Linked DNA regions of Homo sapiens: region 1 is linked to region 2. The links are chromatin contacts, found by Hi-C or POLR2A ChIA-PET in ENCODE. All regions are on one chromosome and are shown on one strand. Each heading gives the region's core, a stretch centred on a gene start or an enhancer-like site at or near the end of the contact. The rest is flanking DNA. Distances are from core to core; before and after follow the strand shown. Region 1 overlaps LOC107984364 (a long non-coding RNA gene). Region 2 overlaps LOC105369310 (a long non-coding RNA gene).

What was found. A loop is a pair of places that touch in the nucleus more often than their neighbours do. ChIA-PET counts read pairs that join two places held with the same protein, here RNA polymerase II (POLR2A). Pooled maps may share reads with other maps.
Region 1: POLR2A ChIA-PET joins it to region 2 with 15 read pairs in activated CD4-positive, alpha-beta T cell. The contact joins two enhancer-like sites. A Hi-C loop is called at or near these places in 2 of 50 pooled maps. POLR2A ChIA-PET finds 5 or more read pairs at or near these places in 3 of 52 experiments (A549, MCF 10A and activated CD4-positive, alpha-beta T cell).

The regions. Positions count from the first base shown.
Region 1 is chr11:57,247,415-57,250,841 of GRCh38, forward strand. LOC107984364 (a long non-coding RNA gene) reads right to left here. Exons shown (of 3, transcript XR_001748067.3): 2 at 2,038-2,320; 3 at 1-294. Among named protein-coding and RNA genes, the nearest start is that of APLNR, 12 kb to the left of the region's middle. Within about 2 kb of position 1,762, at least 2 of the 41 ENCODE cell types and tissues checked have a DNase peak (open chromatin) inside an H3K27ac peak, as active enhancers do.
Region 2 is chr11:56,904,576-56,908,002 of GRCh38, forward strand. The region is part of intron 2 of LOC105369310 (a long non-coding RNA gene); the gene reads right to left. Among named protein-coding and RNA genes, the nearest start is that of LINC02735, 58 kb to the left of the region's middle. Within about 2 kb of position 1,501, at least 3 of the 41 ENCODE cell types and tissues checked have a DNase peak (open chromatin) inside an H3K27ac peak, as active enhancers do.

The DNA.
Region 1 (3,427 bases), core at 512-3,011, 340 kb after region 2:
TGGTAAACTGAGGTTCACAGAGTTACTTCACTGTCTCAGGACCATGTGGCTTCTGAGTAAGACAGAGAGGATTTGAACCCTTGGCTTTGACTCTAGAAGCCTGAGAGCTCTACAGCCAGGATGTGTTTTCCCAGCACAAGGCCATGCTTCTGCATTCAGATATGACCTGCTGTTGCTTCATTGGAGGGAGGGAGGAGATTTCTCAGCAGAGAAATCTCATAGATGGATCCCGCTCTCTCCGCCTGTCTGAAGGATGATGAGATTGAGTGGAGAAAAATTCACGTAGGCTCACAGCTATGATGATAAAAAGATAATTTGTAAAACCAGCATGTTTGTAATTACTCATTGACCCATAGACATAAAGATCAAGCTATGAATAACTCCACAATAGCAGCAATAACAATACTAGTGAATAATACTAGTAACTATTTACAATAGCAAAGACTTGGAACCAACCCAAATGCCCATCAATGACAGACTGGATAAAGAAAATGTGGCACATACACACCATGGAATACTATGCAGCCATAAAAAAGAATGAGTTCATGTCCTTTGCAGGGACATGAATGAAGCTGGAAACCATCATTCTCAGCAAACTAACACAGGAAAAGAAAACCAAACACAGCATGTTCTCACTCATAAGTGGGAGTTGAACAATGAGGACACATGGACAGAGGGAGGGGAACATCACACACTGGGGCCTGGTGGGGGGTGGAGGGCAAGGGGTGGGAGAGCATTAGGACAAATACCTAATGTATGCAGAGCTTAAAACCTTGATGATGGGTTGATAGGTGCAGCAAACCACCATGTCACATGTATACCTATGTAACAAACCGGCATGTTCTTCACATGTATCCCAGAACTTAAAACAAAATTATTAATAATAATAATAATGGCTCTTATTTATTAAGTGCTTACTCCATGTCAGCAGGCACTGTTCTAGTGAAGGACCATGATTTAAAAAGTAAACCCTGGAAGCAAAAATAGCTGGTTTCAAATACTAGTTCTGCTAGCATATGAAGCATCTGTTTCATCAACTATAAAATAGGAGTAACCGTATACAGCATTGTCAGAATTCTGAGATAATAGGCTTAGATACCAGACTTAGGTCCATGCCTGGCACAGGGCGAATGCTCAGTTAATATTTTCTGTTACAATCATCTCATTTAATCCCCACAATAACCCAATGGGTAGAGAGGATCAATAGTGATAAATGGGAATGATAATATTCCCAGTTTACAGATGCAGAAACTGAGATGCGAAACAATAAGAAACTTGTCTAAGCCCCTCCATTTCTCAGTATTGGAGATGGGATTCAGACCTAGGAGGGCTGGTTTGAGGATCTACAGTCTTAGCTACCATGGTAGACAGTTCTTAATCTTAAACAGTTTGTAAAGTCATATTTTTTTCTTATTCTTCTTCTTTAATGATACTTTCCATCTTAGTTCCTTGAAGTGTGGAACGTGCCTGCCCTGCCTGCCCGAGGCTTTGACAGAAGCCAGTGGGATAGTCAACAGCTTTGTGTGAGCACAGAGAGAGGTAGCTGCCCCAGATGCTGCGGGGCTCTGCTGATGAATGACCCATCAGTCCCACGGGTCCCACAGGTATCCAGCGGCAATCTACCCTTGCCAAGAAGGCACAACACTAGTGCTACAGCATCTCCCACTCTTAGGACTGCTCGGGCCCTAAGGATGGTTGGGGAGGTGGAAAGAAGAACTGGACATGGGTGAGCCAGCTCAAGCACAGAGCTGCCTCCTGAGCCTGGCTGTTTGGCTGCTGTGCCTCTGATGGCTCGGTGATGCTGACCTCTGGTGGAGATGAGCTGCTACTCAGCTTTGACCTCCCTCTGAGCACCAGGAGTCCCAGCACTGGCTTCCAGCCCCGCCACCGGGATGCAGACCCAGCAGCCTGAGACCCCAGAGGGTGCACCTAAGCCCAACCTCTCTCCTTATTCCAGGGCCCTGTGGTATCTGGAATTGTCTACCCTGGAACCTTATGGCTCAGGGGCTAGAAGAACCCTTAGCAAAAGGAACTTACCCAGCTGATGATTCTGACGCTGAACAGGCGCTAGAACCCAGCACAGGTCCCAGTCTCTTGGAGAATTAAGGCCTCGGCCTCTCCACCTAGTTCAGTGTTTTGAGCTACACATTCTCTTCTGACATGTGGTTACACCGCACTGTAATAATACATGTTATGACACTGATATAGAAAAAGAAATGTTCTTGTCTAATTATTTTCTGTTTGGGTGGTGCAGAAGTAAAACCAAGAGACGTTGAATCATCCTCAGTATTATTCATCACTCTTCCTCAAGCATGTCACTCTGTAAAGACAACATATGAAAGGGAAAATGTTACCCTGTTTTATTAAGGAAAATTATGGACTAGAAAAAGACTGCTTTTTTTTTTTTTTTTTTTTTTAATAAGCTGACATTGATAGAGAAAAGTTGAGCCAAATCTCTGGAGGCAGGAATCTCATTGCTGAGCACCCAGCGCCACCTTGTGGCTTCTCGCAGGACAGCGATTCCAGCTTCCACTCATTTCTCTACCCACCACTAAAAACATTTATTGAGCATTTCTTATGTTCCCTTTCACCTGTTTCTCTGCTGAGCCTCTTATCTGAATCTTTTATCTCAATGAACTTTGCACTGAAATCTCTTTCGATACACTCATTAATTTTAGCATGGGAAAAAGGGTGGCTACACAGTTGAGTTGGCCCACATAAGAAGGTGTCTATGGAGATATTCTTTATCCATGAGCCCTCCCAGTTATTCCAATGTCAGCCCTGGGACCCTGAAGATCACTCACAGATTTAATTAGACAAATCTCTTAAAATATGTGTGTATATTTTCCTTTCCCTCTTTCTCTTTCTGGAAATACGTTTTCCTGTTTCTCAGGCAGCAGCCACTCTGTTAAGACAGGGGAACTTCAGCACAGACAGGTTGCGGGGGACACAGCTAATTAGTGACTGAGCCAGAGCTGGGGCTTCAGGGCTTTGTGACTCACTCAAAAAATGTCCACTAAGTCCTTCCTCTGTAGGGGGCCCTATGCTAAGCTCAATGGTAAATCAAAACCCCACCCAGGATTCTGCCCTCGAAAGATAGAGCCTTGTCAGGGACAGAGGCATCTACTAAAGAATGATGTAAAAAAGTAAAGCTGTAACTGTGCAAAGTATTACAAGGAAAGCTATGTCCACAGACAGGATTTTTAGAGTCTGACTTTTAGAGACTTCAAAGGACTGAAAATATCATGGCCCCCTCCATAATCTATTTTAAATGAAAACAAACAATTTAAAGATAGGTGTAAAGAAATCCCCAAAAGCCTTATTTTTCCCATAATGACATCTTTGAAAGTATTTTATGCTAAAAGGAATCAAATAGCATGTTATGAAAAATTGGGAGTGACCCTGTTTCTCTAATGCCTGAAAGAGA
Region 2 (3,427 bases), core at 251-2,750:
TTGTACATTGATATCAGTAAAAAATATTTATGATACCCCACAAATAAATATAAGTGTACTAACAAGGTAGATAATATGTACTAATATATAATACAACACTATAAAATATGTGCTGAAATGAGAATTTTAAATTAAATTTTTTGTGAGGATTTATTTAGTTCTATTTAAGAAGCTCTTATATTTTGTATTACCCTGGTAGACTCTTTGGCTAAATCCCTGGCACCCCCCTGCCCTAAGGGACCACCTCACAGAAGAAAGTGTGTGCCTTGAAAAATGAAGATGTGCATTGTGAAATCATAAGTGGGAATATTCTTAGAAGGGATTTTGGGCAAGGAGGAGGCAGCTATGAAGAAATAAAGGAAAAGATGCAAAACAGATACTAGTGAACAGAAAGACTAGTCAGGAAAAGCCAGATGGCTCTGTTCAAGAGTGCAGGATTGCAAAATCCAGACTGCTGGAAAAAGCAGGTAGTGATATGACAGCTGGTCTTATCCCCTCTTACTTGGGCTCCAGGAAGCAGGTACACTGTCCTATGCACCACTGCAGTGCAGCACCTAGGAGAGTGCTTGGTGCATGGCGGCGGGGGGGAGCCTTCAATAAGCTTTTGTTGAAGGAAGGAATGAAAGAAAGAAAGAAAGAAAGAGTGAATGAATGAACCAGTTAACAGTGCAGGACTTCCAAGCATGGCTTCCAGGCCTGGCTCTGACAGTGCTCATTGTGAGATCTTTAGTAAATCACATTCTATCCCTGGTCCTCAGTGTTCCCATCAGTAGTACTAGGAGTTAAACTAGATCTCTACTTTTCTAGAACTTTCTAGGGTTTGGTGACTATGTACTCTGGCCTAGAAGGGAAGCAAATGTCTCTGAGCCTTCCACTAAACCAAATCCTTGCATTCAAACCGGGATCCCTTAGGAAAAACCTATGGGCACTGACTCAGAGCCTATTAGTTCTTCCCTAACACAGTGATTTTATACATATATCTCATTCTGGTTATCTGCTTCCCCAGCCCGTAGTGGCTTGGAAGTAGCCAACTAATAAAAGCATGAAGACAATGCTGGAGCCAGGCCCACAGAGAGTAGTGAGCAGTAACTACTTACAGCAAACAATAAGGAAACACAGATGGGGACTCACATTGTGTGAGCCTGACAAGTGCCAGGTTCGGAATTTGCCCCGTTAGGCTATTTTCTCAAGTAATTCTAATGATGTGAGGATATAGCACTCCTAGTTTTCAGTTGAAATTCATGTTCAGAGGGGTTAAGCATTTAAGCCAATGGACATAAACTGGTCAGTGGAGAATTCATAGCATAGCACTAAATAATGCAGGCACTAGAGCAGAGCTGCTCAATGCTGGCTATCATTTGAAGCCACCTAAAGAAGTTATTTTTTAAAGTCCTAATGCCTAAGTACCATCTCTAGATATTCTAAATTCATCCCCAGTAGAGTCTAGACATCAGTATTTTTGGAAAGTTCCCCAGGTGATTCTAACCTACAAAAATGAACCTGCCTTCTGTGAGAATTCAGGCACTCATGAGCTGAGTCACTTTGAACAAATTACTTAATGATTTTGAACCACAGTTTCTTCAACTGTAAAATGATGATAGATGATGGCTTCAACCTGATAAGGATGTTGTTAGGATTATACGCAATACTCATGTGTCATGCTCAACAAAGTGTCTGGCATACAGGAAATGCTTAATAATTGTTAATTGTTATTAATACTAGAAACAGTCTTTCCATAATCAAAATGAAGACTCAGAATCAATAAGAAAAATATTTAATCGTTGAAGTATTAAGAAGATGGAAATAAATCACATCATCACTAAGTTGCAAGGTACCTGGAATCATCTACTTTTATCTACCCTCTCTCCCATTGAGCAGTTTGAGCCTTAAGTCAATCAGATAACACAGAGTTGGATTTTGATTCATATTGGAGATGTGTCCCCCAAAATAGTTAGAATGAATAATAAGTTGTTATTTCATGTGATAGGTCACATTTGACCAGAAAATTCCTGTGGGCATTCTATTCCACCCTCTCTTCACCAGTGTAAGATAGATTAGTCTGTTTCTGGATTCACTCAGAGATACTTAGCACAGAATAAAAGCAGAGGCAGTTTCTTCTGCTATTGTGAGTTTCAGGTAATAGACCATCCCATTTTTCCTCCTCTGTTCTGAGGAGTCAGAGGAAAGGTAAGACTCATCTGCCCTGGAGGTAGCTGGCAGTTGATTCAGTGCCAGTATGTGAAATATTTCAGATCAGCCCCACCCATGCTGGCACTTTAAAAAAAAAATCACTGCTTTCCCATTGATCCTGATTTGTACACAGCTATTTCTATGTAAGTTGTGTCTCCAGAAACAATTTTGCACTAGTCGAAATGAATATAACCTTGATGACTTGTGAACTGAGTAAGAACATGGGCAATGGCTCTAAAAGCAAATCAAGTGTACTCTGCCTTTTTTTGCAGACAAAAACAGTGACTCATGAGCAAAATGAACATTGGCTTCAACTATGTGCAGGAGAGAAAACTACCTGTGGAAAGGGAAGGTGGGCGGGGAGGATGTGACAAAGAAAATTACAATATAAACAGCAACATCCCCGCCTTAGACATGCATCACAATTTTAAAGTTTAAAATTTAACTTCATGTCAATTACCTCCCCCCACCACCGCCTGGAAAAGACACCAATATGGAGATTCTTTAGAATTTTCATTCACCAACTGTGCAAAAATGTATATGTTCTGGTCTTTCCAGTGTTTGTACAATAAAAGAGCACTTCCCAAAATAAACCATGAAATGTTTGCATACATTTTGGACTACTGTGCAATACTAAAAACAAAGTGGACTCCTTGTAGCATATTTTTCATATTCATCAGTATGTGCATATAAAAAAACTAAGAGTCAAGTCTCATTATAGGGATAGTGGGACAGAACATTTGAAATTAAGATCTTCCTAGAAAATCTGGCCTATACTGATTCCATGATGACATCCTAAAACATTTTATTTTGGTAAGGAAAAGGAAAGTGTCAAGCATGTTATTTTCTGCAATCCTCTAAGAAGCCTCATCCATTTTACAGATGAGGAAATTGCTCAAGGTCACATACCTAAATAGATGGCCAAGCAGGGATTAAATTCAGGTTGGTTTCATTCCAAAGCCTGGGTTCATTCTTTTTTTTTTTTAATACCCTAAGTTCTAGGGTACATGTGCACAATGTGCATGTTTGAAACATAGATATACATGTGCCATGATGGTTTGCTGCAACCATCAACTCATCATTTACATTAGGTATTTCTCCTAATGCTATTCCTCCCCCAGCCCCGCACCCCCCAACAGGCCCCAATGTGTGATGTTCCCCGCCCTTTCTCTACCGCACTGAGAATAGACCTAATGTGGAAATGAGGAATGACAGGGTTGTTCCTGCCTAGAATTTG